3 separate regions of the Homo sapiens genome follow, and regions 2 and 3 are each linked to region 1. A link is a contact called in ENCODE Hi-C or POLR2A ChIA-PET data. All regions are on one chromosome and are shown on one strand. Each heading gives the region's core, a stretch centred on a gene start or an enhancer-like site at or near the end of the contact. The rest is flanking DNA. Distances are from core to core; before and after follow the strand shown. Region 1 overlaps MED13L (mediator complex subunit 13L). Region 2 overlaps FBXW8 (F-box and WD repeat domain containing 8). Region 3 overlaps LINC03088 (long intergenic non-protein coding RNA 3088).

Region 1 (4,562 bases), core at 651-3,150:
GTTTGATTTCAGATGATGAAAATTTTAAGCTTGTGTAATTCTAAAATTGTGTGGGACACATAAAAACTTCTCTTCAAAATACACTGTGTTTAAGTGCACATTAGTGTTCAGTGGTCCATTTATAGACATATCAGAGTTAGGCTACACATTTTCTAGTTTCTAACCTGCTGTGGTAGCACAGGTCAGAAAACTCTAAAATCCTACTATTTAAAATTATTAAAGCATTTTGCTGTTTTACAAAAATTTGTTTGTTGTATGTACATAACCGTTTGCATTGATTGATTGATTGATTGAGATGGGATCACACTGTAGTGCCCAGGCTGGCCTTGAATTTCCGGGCTCATGTGTCCTCCCACCTCAGCAGCCTGAATAGCTGGGATTATGGGCTCCTGCCACATTGCCTGGCTACATAATTATTTTTTGAAAAGCTATTACAGGTTTCAAAGTTTTGTGAACCAGACTTAACTTTTTTTTATTATTGGTTAGTTTTCTTTTCTGTCTTAACAAATTTTCACATGTGCAAATTGTTTTATTTTGTAGCACATTCTTAGTGTAAAAATCAATAGTGTTGTAGAAAGCTTAAAAAAGAGACTTTTTAATTGCTTAATTGTACAGACTGCTAACTTTGAAAAAGTATTTTCCAATATTTTGGTTTAACTATGATCTTTCAATTTATGACAAATATTTTTTTCCTGTCAACTACCAAATTCTCTATAAACTACAACCCAGCAACACACATGTGTAAACCAACAGAAGATTGCATTTGTGTGTATGGAAAGGTGGTTCACTTTTTAAAATTCCTTAAGAAAACTGACTTTATATGTTGTCAGTATAATGTGGCTTATGACTTTTTTCTAATTTAAATTAGGGCCTTTATATTTACAGTTAAAACCTTCACCAGGTGCAGGGATTGATGGGCGTTAAGTGAAATGATAGACTGATCTAATTATTCTACATTCTTGTTTTTAACCAAAGTTACATTTTATAAACTGTGGTATAGTAGAAAGCAGTTTTTTTTCTGTCTTGGAGTAGCATTTTATATTAAGGAAAACAAATTATTATCTAGTAAAAGTAGATAACAAAGTGAAGAGAACAAATTATTTTGTTGTAAGATAATGGAAAAAAGGATACTACTGTTGAATTTTCTAGTCCTATAGTGAAAGAAGTGGAAAGAAGGTAGACCAATAGTCATTACTGTTTCAGTGACAAAAATAATTTTGTAATTTCTGCCTCCAAAAAATTGGATTTATAGAATGAATTTCTGTAAGAGTCTTTCTGCAATATTTGCCATAGACTGTCAAGCTGAAATAAAAGCCAAGGTACCCATCAGGTCTCAAGGAGATGGCACTGAGTTTGGTCTAAAGAAACCTTTGTGCACCAAGTCTTCACAGTAGTCAGTCAGTCTCTGTCTCTCTCTGTCTCTCTCTGTCTCTCTCTGTCTCTGTCTCTCTCTCTCTCTCTCTCTCTCTCTCGTCTTTCTCTCTCTCTCTGCAGATGTTATTTTTGCTACATTTGCTATTTTAACCTGTCAGTTAAAAAATAATTACTATGTCAGTATGGCTGGCAGCTCATATAGGAAAAATATGCTGTCTCTTAATCAAAGGTGATTACAGTTTTCCCCTGTCTATAAATGTGCTTGTTGTGTAACGAGAATGCATTAGTCTCAGCCTGATGTACGAAATGAAAGGCAGTAAGAAGCAGCACCATTGTTATCACTCCAGGCGTGTCTAATGAATCGTGTTTCCATGTTCTCTCGGTCACGCCGTAGAGTGCCCTCAGCCAGGGCTAAGCCTCCTGTAAAATGCTCTTTAAGATTATTGTAGCAAGAACAGAAATGCTGCATGGCTGGGGGTGGGGAGAGAATGCCAACGAGACAGCTGCATTTCAAACAGTTACAGCTGCAAGGATTACTCATAGTAATAGCAGTGACAGACAACTGTTTGAGCTTTAGTGTAAAAGGCAATTTGGGGACTTGCCCTGTCAGAATTTTAGTAGCAAGCTTCTGTGTGCACGTGTGTGTGCATGTGCGTGTGTTTTTTATTCAAATTAGTTTGTGTCTGAAGAGTGGAAGGAAATATTTTAAATTTTTACTTCTCAATTGTGCTAATGTTGAAATCAGTAGTTGACTCATCTTTATTAAAATCATTGTCCTAGAGGAAGTTTATAAAATGTTTATTTGTAGCAATGATGAATTTAAATGTATATGTTCTAACTGAATCACATGTCTGCTTTTCCGTCTCAAAATTTATCTTGTGATGATTCCTGTTTTAAAAATATTGGTTTTCCTTGTAATTTCTGAACATACAGCCTTGTTTAATATAGGATCCTTATTTTAAAAATTTATTTCAAATATGATGTAAGCTTATAAAAGTAATGCCTGTCATGAAATCTGGAAAATACTCAAAGAGGTAAAGGAGAAAACAATCATTATTCTAGCAGAGATAACTGTTAATTTTAATCCTTCTGGACCCTTGTTTATGCATTCTAGAGCATATTAAGAGCATGTTAATCATTTTAAAGGTTAAAAATGGTAATCATTTTAAAAAATATTTGGAAGAAGTAGCAAATGGGGACAAATTTGGTTTTGAGAAGTCAATAACAGCCATTGTGCAAGATTTCTTTTTCAGTGTGCAGCTATTAAAGTAACATTGCAGCCTGTTTTCTGTAGCAGTTGTCTTTTGAAGGCCTTGTACAGTTTATCTCGAAATTTAGTTTTATGGTTTCCTTCAATTTAAAGTTTGCTGGCTTTACAGGGAGTCTTGTGATCCATTGAAATGCTAACTTGGGTCGTGTCTCAACTGCTACAATGCTGTGTAGAAACTGTCATTAAAATTCTGGTTATCCTGCAACTGGCAGAGAACCCATGCTGATTCCTTAGGAAGATAGTACACTGTTAAAATTTTGAATCGCAATTGTGCTTCTGTCTGCCAAATATTATCAATATTTGTAATCACTTAAGGTTGCAAATAGTTTGAAATAAATGGAACGTTTTAGTATGTATCTTCTATCCATGATTCTTATTTGTTTGATGAATTGACATCGGGAAGGTTACAATCCATTTCCAACATAGATTTGTTAAGTGATACTGAATATTTTACACTCATGAGCAATTCAAGAAATCAGAGCTCTAAATAGGTTGAAGTTGATATAAGTAATAAGTCCATTTAGTTATTAATGACTTCAAATATAGATTCTACCAGGCAACTGATGGCAGCATAAATTGATCAGTCAGTGGTGGTGTAGTGTTGTAAGTCATTGGATTTTTTTATGTGTGAAGTGCTATATTTCATAATTAATGTAGCATTGTGCTCCTTTGTTACTGAGTTTCTTTGGTAAGTCAGTTTTTAAGAAAGCAGATACTTCAAAATCGTTTATTTATCTTGGTATCCTTCATTTGCTGCAGTTAGATTAAGTGGATACATGTTTCCTTGTTGTAATATCTGATTAGTGTAGTTTTTGGAAGTAGATTTAATAATTCAGAAGATTTTTTTTTTTAAACACTACGATGCGTTTTATATGTTTGAGGTAGAAATTGAAAACAAAGGCAGTGGGCAAATGATAAACCTTGGATTCAGAGCTATGCTATCTTTAGCCGTTAGTTACTGAAATCTAACTGGGAAACAATGTACTTGTTTCCTGTGCCTTCCTTTACTTGTGTTTCTGGAGTTTCGAGTGAAATTTGATTTTCAACAATTTTAACGGCTGAATAAGAAGTGCCATCCCTGAAAGTGCCCTTCCCCCACCTCCAATATTTGCAGTGGCCAATGCCGTTGCTGAACTCAATGTTCTGGATAATAGGTTTCATTAGTTTTGATGCCTGAGGTAAAAAAGCAGTAGGTGGGAGTAAGAAGTGTTTTTGATGTCTAGACGTTCATTTCAGCTGTTGCTGCAATATGATACATTAAAAGGAAATATGTATCATAGCTCAGAGGAAATATGTATTCTTTGAAAGTAATTCTACTTTTAAACTGTGTAAGGCTGGGTGACCTGAATTCTAAAAGCATGAGCTTGAATTTCTTCAAGGTTTCACAATCTTTATGCTCCTCCCTACCCTATTCCATTCTCCCTCCTCCCATTTTTTTTTCCCCTTCAAGTAAAGTATGTCAGTTTCATTTATGGAATTGGAAGGGATATCTTTCCAAGATCTCTGCTGGAAAACACAAAATCATTGAAGTATATGCTGCTTTGATATTTTGCCATATTGACTTTTTTTCTCCCTGAACCTTTTCTATGTTTTTTCTTTCAAATAAGCTTATTAATTCTGTAAGGAGTCATGTTTGGTGAAGTTGAAAGAAGTTATATTGCAATTGATGGGGATTTGAAAAATTATTTGGGCACTAAGCAGTAATTACTACTATTTAAAACTTTTCCTTTATAAACACTGTCTTTTCTGTTAAAAAACATTTATATACTACTTTTGCAGTTTAAATATTTGATTATGAGGATAACTGTATTAAAAAAGGTTGAATAACAGCAACGTAAACACATTCTGATTATAGCTTTTATAATTTAAGTGAGATAACTTTAGTGCCAAAATAGTTTTTCTTTGTAAATAGGCAGCT
Region 2 (4,562 bases), core at 1,217-3,716, 800 kb before region 1:
CTGAAAGGAAAACCCACTAAACCACCTACATGCAAATCTCCATTTCAGAATCTATTTTTTGAAAAGTTCAATCTTTTTTTTTTTTAACCAAAGTGATAGACATGACCCACGATAGTCCTGTGTTCAATATATTCCCAAGGTTTCTTAAGCACACCTCCAGAGACATTAGTCTAGGTAAGCTACTTCCTCTCCCCTACTTGAGGAGGATACTAGAATGCAGGTAAATGAGTGACATCACTCCACCAGACAAACCAGAGTAAATTCAAGGTTTAGTAACTAATTCATCAACTTCAGTTTGTTATTATTGGAAATATCATTTGAGAAACACCTTACAAGAGGCAGAGTTGTGAGCATATTTGGCCCTGTGGTTGAAAACACACCTCTTTTATTAGTGTGCATGATCTGACAAGGATATGAAGCCACATCCTGGACAAAAGCTGTGGTCTAGTAACCACATAAATCCTACTACTGTCGGGCAGCAGAATGTCTTAGGCACTCTGATTGGGTACTTCCCACAGTTCATAAATGTAGGTTAAAAACACTACTTGCTACTAGTGTGCAGAGAAATACCTTGTTATCTAAAACACACTATCAGACAGAGGTTGGTTAATGGATATAAAAGTGCAGCTAGACAGGAGGAATGAGTTCTGGTTCTCTGTGGCACTACAGGTTGACTATAATTCACAACAATTTATTGTATATTTTCAAATAGCTAGAAGAACAGATTTTGAATGTTTACAACACAAATAATAAACGTTTTAGGTGATGGATACATTAATTACCCTGATTTGGTCAATATACATTGTATACATATATGACACCGTGCCCCATAAATATGTACAATTATAATGTGTCCATTAAAAATAAATAAATAAAGATGCTATCAGTGTTCCACCTAGACTACTGCGAAGCACATAGCCATCCAAAAAGTTATGGGCCACGTTAACCCAACTCTACACTGACTTAAAAACATGAAAATGGACAACACTGACTTAAAAACATGAAAATGGACAACCTGTCATTTCAGAAACAAAGATATTCCAAGAAGAAGGAAAAGGAATTAAAGACATTAGAAATATTAAAATAGAGAAATCTGGTCAAACTATAAAAATATCAACATGGCTACAATATTTAGAGAAAGTAATTTTGGGCCGGGTGCAGTGGCTCACGCCTGTAATCCCAGCACTTTGGGAGGCCGAGGCAGGCGGATCACGAGGTCAGGAGATGGAGATCATCCTGGCTAACATGGTGAAACCCCGTCTCTAATAAAAAAATTAGCCGGGCCTGGTGGCAGGCGCCTGTAGTCCCAGTTACTCAGGAGGCTTAAGTAGAAGAACGGCGTGAACTTGGGAGGCGGAGCTTGCAGTGAGCCGAGATCGCGCCACTGCACTCCAGCCCGGGCGACAGAGCAAGACTCCGTCTCAAAATAAATAAATAAATAAATTAATTAATTAATTAAAAATACAAAAAATTAGCCGGGTGTGGTGGCAGGCGCCTGTAGTCCCAGCTACTCGAGAGGCTGAGCCAGGAGAATGGCGTGAACCCGGCAGGCAGAGCTTACAGTGAGCCGAGATCGCGCCACTGCACTCCAGCCTGGGTGACAGAGCGAGCGAGACTCTGTCTCAAAACAAAAAAAAAAAGAAAATAATTTTGCAGTAGTTGAATAGCTCTCAGCAATGTGAGACTGGCCAAATTTATTCTATAGGAAACCAATAAATTCAAAATATTAGTATTCCTTCAATGTTAAGGAAAAGTATCTGTTTGATAACATACAACCTTGCTTTTAATTCTTTGACAATGTCTCAGATATCGATTCTCTACCACTATTGGGGACTTTCGTCCTGTATTACACATTAAAATCACCTGTGGAATTTAAAAAAAAAAATGCCAAGGGCCCTACCAAGACCTACTGCCCTGAATTTCCAGGGTTAGGGCTCAAGCACCTCCTTTTCTTTTGAGACAGAGTCTCGCTCTGTCGCCCAGTCTGGAGTGCAGTGGCACGATCCTGGCTCAATGAAACCTCTGCCTCCCAGGTTCAAGCGATTCTCATGCCTCAGCCTCCCAAGTAGCTGAGATTACAGGCACACATCACCACATCTAGCTAATTTTTGTATTTTTTAGTAGAGACAGGGTTTTGTCATGTTGGCCAGGCTAGTCTCGAACTCTCGGCCTCCACCTGCCTTGGCCTCTCAGAGTGCTGGGATTACAGGCATGAGCCACTGCACCCGGCCTCAAGCACCTCTTTCTCAGGCGATCCTCATGCACACTAAAAGTTGAGAACACAACCATACATCATAGGCAGATATAAAAATCTATCCATCCCCTTTTTCCTAGTCAAGGGAAAAAAAACACACACACACACACTCAAAGGGGTCATATTACTTATTTAATTTAAAGTCAGTGAATACTAGATTTTCCCAAAGTCTACTGGACTTACTCCAAAAACACTGAGAGAAATTGCAAAGAGATCCATCCCCAGGGAGGCTGATTTGTATTCCTATGTGCTAATGTAAGACTAATTCTGTAAATGGATTGGTTTTGTGCCTTACTGTTAGAAATTTAATCTGTCTTCTCTTGTTTAATAGAAGAACAGATAATTACTAAGAGCCAAAGCAGTAAAAAGTGAAGAAACTGACTTAAGGTTTTTGTTCCCAATGTACATCTCCAGGGCAAAGAGGACATGAAAGATCTCTCTGGGTGGTGGTTTAAGAAACTGAGAAAAGCACCTTGAGTTCAAAGAAGAGATTTGCAATAACATTTTTACTAAATCTATGACTGAAACTAGTTTCTTTAGGCGTTTATCTCAACTTTCCATGTACTGCAAAAGCTGAGTGGAGTAGACCCACACAATCTCAATCAGAAGAAATAGATGAGTTTCAGTTTCACCTGTGTCTTCTTTGAGAAGAAAAAAACTGGTTGGCTGGGGGAAAAAGGTCTGAAAGGCAGTCGAGATAAATAAGCATCCATTTATAATCCACAATTTGTCTCGAAATATATATTCTTATATACAAAAAGAAAAAAAGTCAGAAATAGGCCAGGCACAGTGGCTCATATCTGTAATCCCAACACTTTGGGTGATTGAGATAGACAGATCATTAGGGGCCAGGAGTTCAAGACCAGCCCAGGTAACATAGTGAGACACTGTCTCTAGACAAAATAAAAATAAATGAGCCAGGTGTGGTGGCATGCACCTGTAGTTCCAGCTACTTAGGAGGCTGAGGTGGGAGGATAGCTTGAGTATGGGAGGTCAAGGCTACAGAGCCATGATCACACCACTGCACTCCAGCCTAGGCAAAAGCGAGAGAGAGCCTGTCTAAAAAAAAAAAAAAAAAAAAAAAAGTCAGAAATACACCAAAATGTTAACAATGGTAGCCTCTAAGCAATTATATTACTAAAGACTTTTATTTTCTTCTATTCTTCTGAATTTCCTAAATATTTCTACAGTGAGCACATGATATTTTCACAGACACAGAAAAGCAACACATTTTTAAAGTAAGGTAACTTATGTTCAAAATACTATCTAAATTCAGGGCCACACCAGGTGCTAGGGGGAGGGAGGTGCTGTTAGCAAGTATATAAGAAATGGTCTACACTCAAAGAGCTAAAATCTTTTATAGAGGTAAGTCATTGTCACGTAAAATGAAATACAGGAGACTACAACAGGCAATATAGATCGTCCCCTAAGGTACTCCAAAGTTCATTAGTAAGCCAGCCATATAGAAGCTGGAAAACATTTCTCCAAACAAACAATGCTACAAAGAGCGGCTAAGCTCCCAAGCAGTCCACAAAAAAACAATTCGTCTCTTAACATTTAACCTAATCCCCATGCCTAGCTATGAGGAAGAGCAAAAGGTATTCAATAAATGTTTGTTGATCACATGTGCGGGTGATATAAGTGAACTATAATACTATAGAATCTAACCAGCTCAGTGCATTGCACACAGTAGATGCACAATAAATGTCCATGGAATTTGATTTATCCTTTTTTTACGAGAATAGGCTTTCCAGCTTCAAGACATATTCTCACTCTCCTGGGGACTCTGGCAAGGAAAGAAGGTAGAAGATGCCAATCTAAAGAAATGCAAGTGCTGGGGGAAATCCCAGGAGGCTGGGTGTGGTGGTGAAGGAGGGTGGTGTGAAGCAAAATGGGCTGGGCCTCTGCTTTGAGCCCCCTTTTAGTCTAAACTGGGATCTGAGCTTTAGGACATGGCGAGGAGAGAAGACAGGAAGAGGAGAAGCTTCAGGTCCCAGAGGGGTACCACAGTGGGTGTGGTTTTTGAAACCACAGTGGGTTTGTGAAAAGAGTAAAGATGTTCACATTAAGGGTCCCAAACACTGCAGGCACATTCCCACCATCAGGATTGGCTATAGAATTTGGGGGGCCTGTTGGTCACAAATGATTAAGATCATTACAAATGATCAAGGCAACAGAGCATTAAACTAAGTGCGGGTCCTGGTCACCACAGAACCTTTGCACTTGCCCGTCTTGGCCTAGAATCCCCTCCCCCAGATCTCTGTATGTTCACTCCTCACCTCCTTTAGGTTCTCCATGAAATGTGACC
Region 3 (4,562 bases), core at 898-3,397, 550 kb before region 1:
ATCTCCAAAGAAGATCTACAAAAGGCAATAAGCACATGAAGATATGTTCATCATTCACCATTAGGGAAATGCAAATGAAATCCACAATGAGACCACTTCACACACACTGGGATGGCTGTAATAAAAAAGATAGACTAGAACAAGTGTTGGCAAGGATGTGGAGAAACTGAACCCTTCAACATTGCTGGTGAGCACATAAAATAGTGTATCCCCTTTGGCAAACAATCTGGCATTTCTTTAGAAAGTTAAAGTAAGAAGAAGGGGAACGAAGAGAGGTTGATTAATGAGTACAAAGATATACTTAGAAGAAATAAGATCTGGCGTTCAATATAGTAGTAGGGTGACTATAGTCAAATAAATCAATTGCACATTTCAAAATAGCTAGAAGAGAATAATTCAAAGGTTCCTAGTATAAAGAAAAGATAAATAGACTGGGTGCAGTGGCTCATGCCTGTAATCCCAGCACTTTGGGAGGCCGAGGTGGGCAGATCACTTAAGCTCAGGAGTTTGAGACCAGCCTGGCCAACATGGTGAAACCCCCATCTCTACTAAAAATACAAAAATGAGTCAGGCCTGATGGTGGGCACCTGTAATCCCAGCTACTTAGAAGGCTGAGGCACGAGAATTGCTTGAATCCGGGAGGTGGAGGTTGCAGTGAACCGAGATTGTGCCACTGCACTCCAGCCTGGGCAACAGAGTAAGACTCTGTCTTAAAAATAATAATAATAAAAAGAGATAATTATTTAAGGTGATGGACATCCCAATTACCCTGATTTGATTATATGGTTGTATCAAATTATCACAGGTACCCTCAAAATATGTACGTCTTATATGTATGGAAAGAAAAAGGAAAGAAAGAAAGAAAGAAAAAGAAAAGTCAAGCCAGTGAATGGATAAACAAAACATGGCATATCCATACAATGGAATAATAGTTGGCAATAAAAAAAGTAGCAATAGCAAAGACATGGAATCAACCCAGGTGCCCATCAATGGTGGGCTGGATAAAGAAAATGTGGTACATAGGCACCATGGAACACTACACAGCCATAAAAGGAAAAAAATCATGTCTTTTACAGCAACATGGATGCAGCTAGAAACCATTCTTCTAAGCAAACTAACACAGAAACAGAAAATCAAATACTGCATGTTCTCACTTGTAAGGGGGAGCTAAGCTTTGGGTACACATAGTCATAAAAACGGGAATGACAGACACTGGGGAATACAAGAGGAGGGAGGATGGGAAGGGAGTAAGGTTGAAAACAACCTACCTATTGGATACTATGCTCACTACTGGGGGTGAGGGATCCATTCATACTTCCAACCTCAGTATCACGTCATATACCTTTGTAACAAACCTGCACGTGTACCCCTGATTCTAAAATAAAAGTCAAAAAGAGAAAAAAATAAAGAAAATGAATAAAGTATATGGTACTGATTCATGCTACAGCGTGGATGAGCCCTGAAAACATTACGCTAAGCGAAAGAAGCCATTGCCAAAGACCACATATTGCATGACTATTTATATGAAATACACAGACTAGGCAAAGGCACAGAGGCAGAAAATGGTTACCAGGGGGTGGAAGAAAGGGGAACTTGGGACTAACTGCTATTGGTATGGGGTTTTTGGGGTTTTTTTTTTTTTGGGAGGGGGGGTTCTTTTAGAGGAGAAAAAGCTGCTCTAAAATTAGATTGTGGTGATGGTTGCACAGCTCTGTGAATACTCCAAAAGCCCTTGAATAGCATGCATTGCATGGTATATGAATTATATCTCAAAATGCTGTTTAAAGAGAAAGATTACACAGTTCTCATGCTTTCGTGATCTTGGCCACATGTAGAGACAGTATCCGTTGGTGTCATCCTTGAACACAAAGGACAGTGATGTAAGTGCTAATAATTATGACCTGTTAAATGCATAAGCAATTGGTAGTCATAGTCAGTTCAGATTTCCAATATTGGATTACTATATCTTTATCGTATCATTTACTACTGTAATATGATATTCTACATCCACAGCCAGCACTATAAACAGTGATGTTAATTTTAGGTCTGTGAGGGCAGGGGAATTTTAAGAGTGCCAGAGCCTCTTCCCATAATCTGCCTAGTTCCGACAAAGGGAAACGCTGGCTACTGTCCCTCTAAGCTGAAGTCAAATGTGAACCCAAAGGACTTTGGCATGCAGCCACCAGTCCATCCTGTTTGCTACCAGTTCGGGGTTTTGTGTGTGTGTGTGTCGTTAAGTTTTCTCCTTGGCTGTCAGTCAAGCCTCTTCTGTGGTTTTTTTTGGTTGTTGTTGTTGTTTTGTTTTTTGGGTTTTTTTTTTTGAGATGGGGTCATGCTCTGTTGTCCAGCTGGTCTCAAACTCCTGACCTCAGGTGATCCGCCTGCCTCAGCCTCCCAAAGTATTGGGATTACAGGCGTGAGCCACTGCATACGGCCAAAATTCCATCAATTTTTTTTTCTTTTGAGTCAAGTCTCGCTCTGTTGCCTCAGCTGTAATGCAGTGGTGCAATCATAACTCACTGCAGCCTTGAACTGGTGGCCTCAAGCAATCCTTCTGTCTCAGCCTCCTGAATAGCTGGGACTATAGGCATGAGCCTTTTTTTTGGGAGGGAAGGGGGTGGATGGGGTCTTGCTCTGTTGCCCAGGCTGGAGTGCAGTGGCACGATCTTGGCTCACTGCAACCTCTGCCTCTTGGGTTCCAGCAATTCTCCTGCCTTAGCCTCCCGAGTAGCTGGTATTACAAGCACACACCACCACGTACAGCTAATTTTTGTATTTTTAATAGAGATGGGGTTTCACCATGTTGACCAGGCTGGTCTTGAACTCCTGACCTCAAGTGATCTGCCTACCTTAGCTTTCCAAAGTGCTGGGATTACAGGCATGAGCCACTGCACCCAGCCCTCTTCTTTATAGTCTTTACCCTGCAACCCCATCCCTCCCAGGGTGGTGCTGGAACCACAGCCATGAGGATGATTTGAAAAATCCCCACTGCCTTGACCGAGTGAAATTGAAGGAGGGCAGTTAGTTGGCAAGAACCAATTTCCACCTCTGGCAACAGCCTCCTTTGCTTTCTCTTAATGGTCTGTTATCCTCTCTCAAAGTTGACACATTTGCCATCCATGGAGAGTACCAAGTGGTGGCTTGGAATGTCCTATGTACAAAGGTGCCTCTCTCCATCACTCTTGCCAGCGTCCCTCCCGAGAGCATGAAGGCCAAGGTCAATGTCATCCCCTTTTCCCCAGAGAACCTTGCCCAGGGCTTCAGGCTCAGCCCGTTTTCCCCAAGTTCACGTATTCATTTTGTTCCCCCGCTTATCTTCTGAACTCTGAGGTCGGCTCTCCTTCCTATTGCTTTTTGCTGGCTTCGTTGTTTCACACCGGACGGTCACTTAGATTCCTGCCTGGATAGGGAAAGATCTTCTGATGAAAGTCCCCTCCACGCTGGGGGCCCTGGAGCAGGACTGGCCTCTCTGCAGGCAGATATTGTCTGATTTCCGGGAGCTCTAAAGAGCTTGACCTGCATATAATTACAAAATGACCTACCAGACAAGGAAATGTTTGTTTACGCTAAATCTCTGCCGCCACCCACCTCCCCCGGCCTGACTCCCCTATCAGGGAGAAAGGTTGAGTACCACCAATTCTCTCACGTCCATTGTGAGTCTTTCCTCCTGGTTTCCGTCTTGCAGGCTTTTCCCCTCCCCTCCCCTCTGGCCTGCAGGAGAGGCAGGGAGTTAGAAGTAGATGGAGTGTGGGCCGGGTGCAGTGGCTCACGCCTGTAATCCCAAGGCCTTGGGAGGCTGAGGCAGGAGGACTGCCTGAAACCAAGGAGTTTGAGATCAGCCTGGGAAACATGGTAAGACCTCATCTCTACAAAAAAAAAAATTAAAAATTTGCTGGGTGCAGTGGGGTGAGCCTGTAGTCCCAGCTACTTGGGAGGCTGAGGCAGGAGGATCGTGTAATCCAAGGAGGTCAAGGCTGCAGTGAACTAGATGGTGCCACTGCACTCCATCCTGGGCAACAGAATCAACAGAATAAGACCCTGCCTCTAAAAGAAACAAAAAAATAATAGATGGAATGAGTGTTCTTGTGGGATGATTGTGAAGTCTGATCATTTTCGCTTAGTCATACTTGCAGCAAATGTTTATTGAGCATATAATAAGAGCCAAGTGCTGTGTAGACTCGGTGTTGCACAGAGAATAAGTCTGACATGGTCCCTGCCTTCATCCAGCTAGTGGTTTAGGGGCCAAATGTCAAGTTACAACCGTGGTACCTGCCTAGGCAGAAGAGTTCAGGGCAGAGTGAAAGCATCTTACTTAGGGAAGACCTGACCTAGCAGTGCTGGTGGGTTAGGGGGAGGCCAGAAAAGGTCTGAGGGACTTTTGCCCTGTAGGGGGGTGGGCGGGGGCTTTTTCTCATTAAAAAAAATTACATTTTGCAACTTTGTTGGTATAAATCCAGGTTGGATTCATCATAATATAGTCACTGTCTCCCTCTTCTGATTTTAAAAGAAATTAAGCCTTTTTTTCTGGGCCCCTAAAGGTATCATAGACCCTGGACACTATG

Evidence for each region. Hi-C counts contacts between places; a loop is a spot of excess contacts on that map. ChIA-PET counts read pairs that join two places held with the same protein, here RNA polymerase II (POLR2A). Pooled maps may share reads with other maps.
Region 2: a loop to region 1 is called in a pooled map, with 9 times the contacts of the local background. The contact joins two enhancer-like sites. A Hi-C loop is called at or near these places in 4 of 50 pooled maps. POLR2A ChIA-PET finds 5 or more read pairs at or near these places in 2 of 52 experiments (GM12878 and Panc1).
Region 3: a loop to region 1 is called in a pooled map, with 2.8 times the contacts of the local background. The contact joins two enhancer-like sites. A Hi-C loop is called at or near these places in 1 of 37 single-sample maps with no recorded cell type and 7 of 50 pooled maps. POLR2A ChIA-PET finds 5 or more read pairs at or near these places in 1 of 52 experiments (WTC11).

Annotation. Positions count from the first base shown.
Region 1 is chr12:116,121,034-116,125,595 of GRCh38, reverse strand. The region is part of intron 2 of MED13L (mediator complex subunit 13L); the gene reads left to right. Among named protein-coding and RNA genes, the nearest start is that of MIR620, 25 kb to the left of the region's middle. Within about 2 kb of position 1,900, at least 11 of the 41 ENCODE cell types and tissues checked have a DNase peak (open chromatin) inside an H3K27ac peak, as active enhancers do.
Region 2 is chr12:116,920,600-116,925,161 of GRCh38, reverse strand. All of the region lies in intron 1 of FBXW8 (F-box and WD repeat domain containing 8), which reads right to left. Among named protein-coding and RNA genes, the nearest start is that of FBXW8, 12 kb to the right of the region's middle. Within about 2 kb of position 2,466, at least 2 of the 41 ENCODE cell types and tissues checked have a DNase peak (open chromatin) inside an H3K27ac peak, as active enhancers do.
Region 3 is chr12:116,674,559-116,679,120 of GRCh38, reverse strand. All of the region lies in intron 1 of LINC03088 (long intergenic non-protein coding RNA 3088), which reads right to left. Among named protein-coding and RNA genes, the nearest start is that of LINC03088, 15 kb to the right of the region's middle. Within about 2 kb of position 2,147, at least 6 of the 41 ENCODE cell types and tissues checked have a DNase peak (open chromatin) inside an H3K27ac peak, as active enhancers do.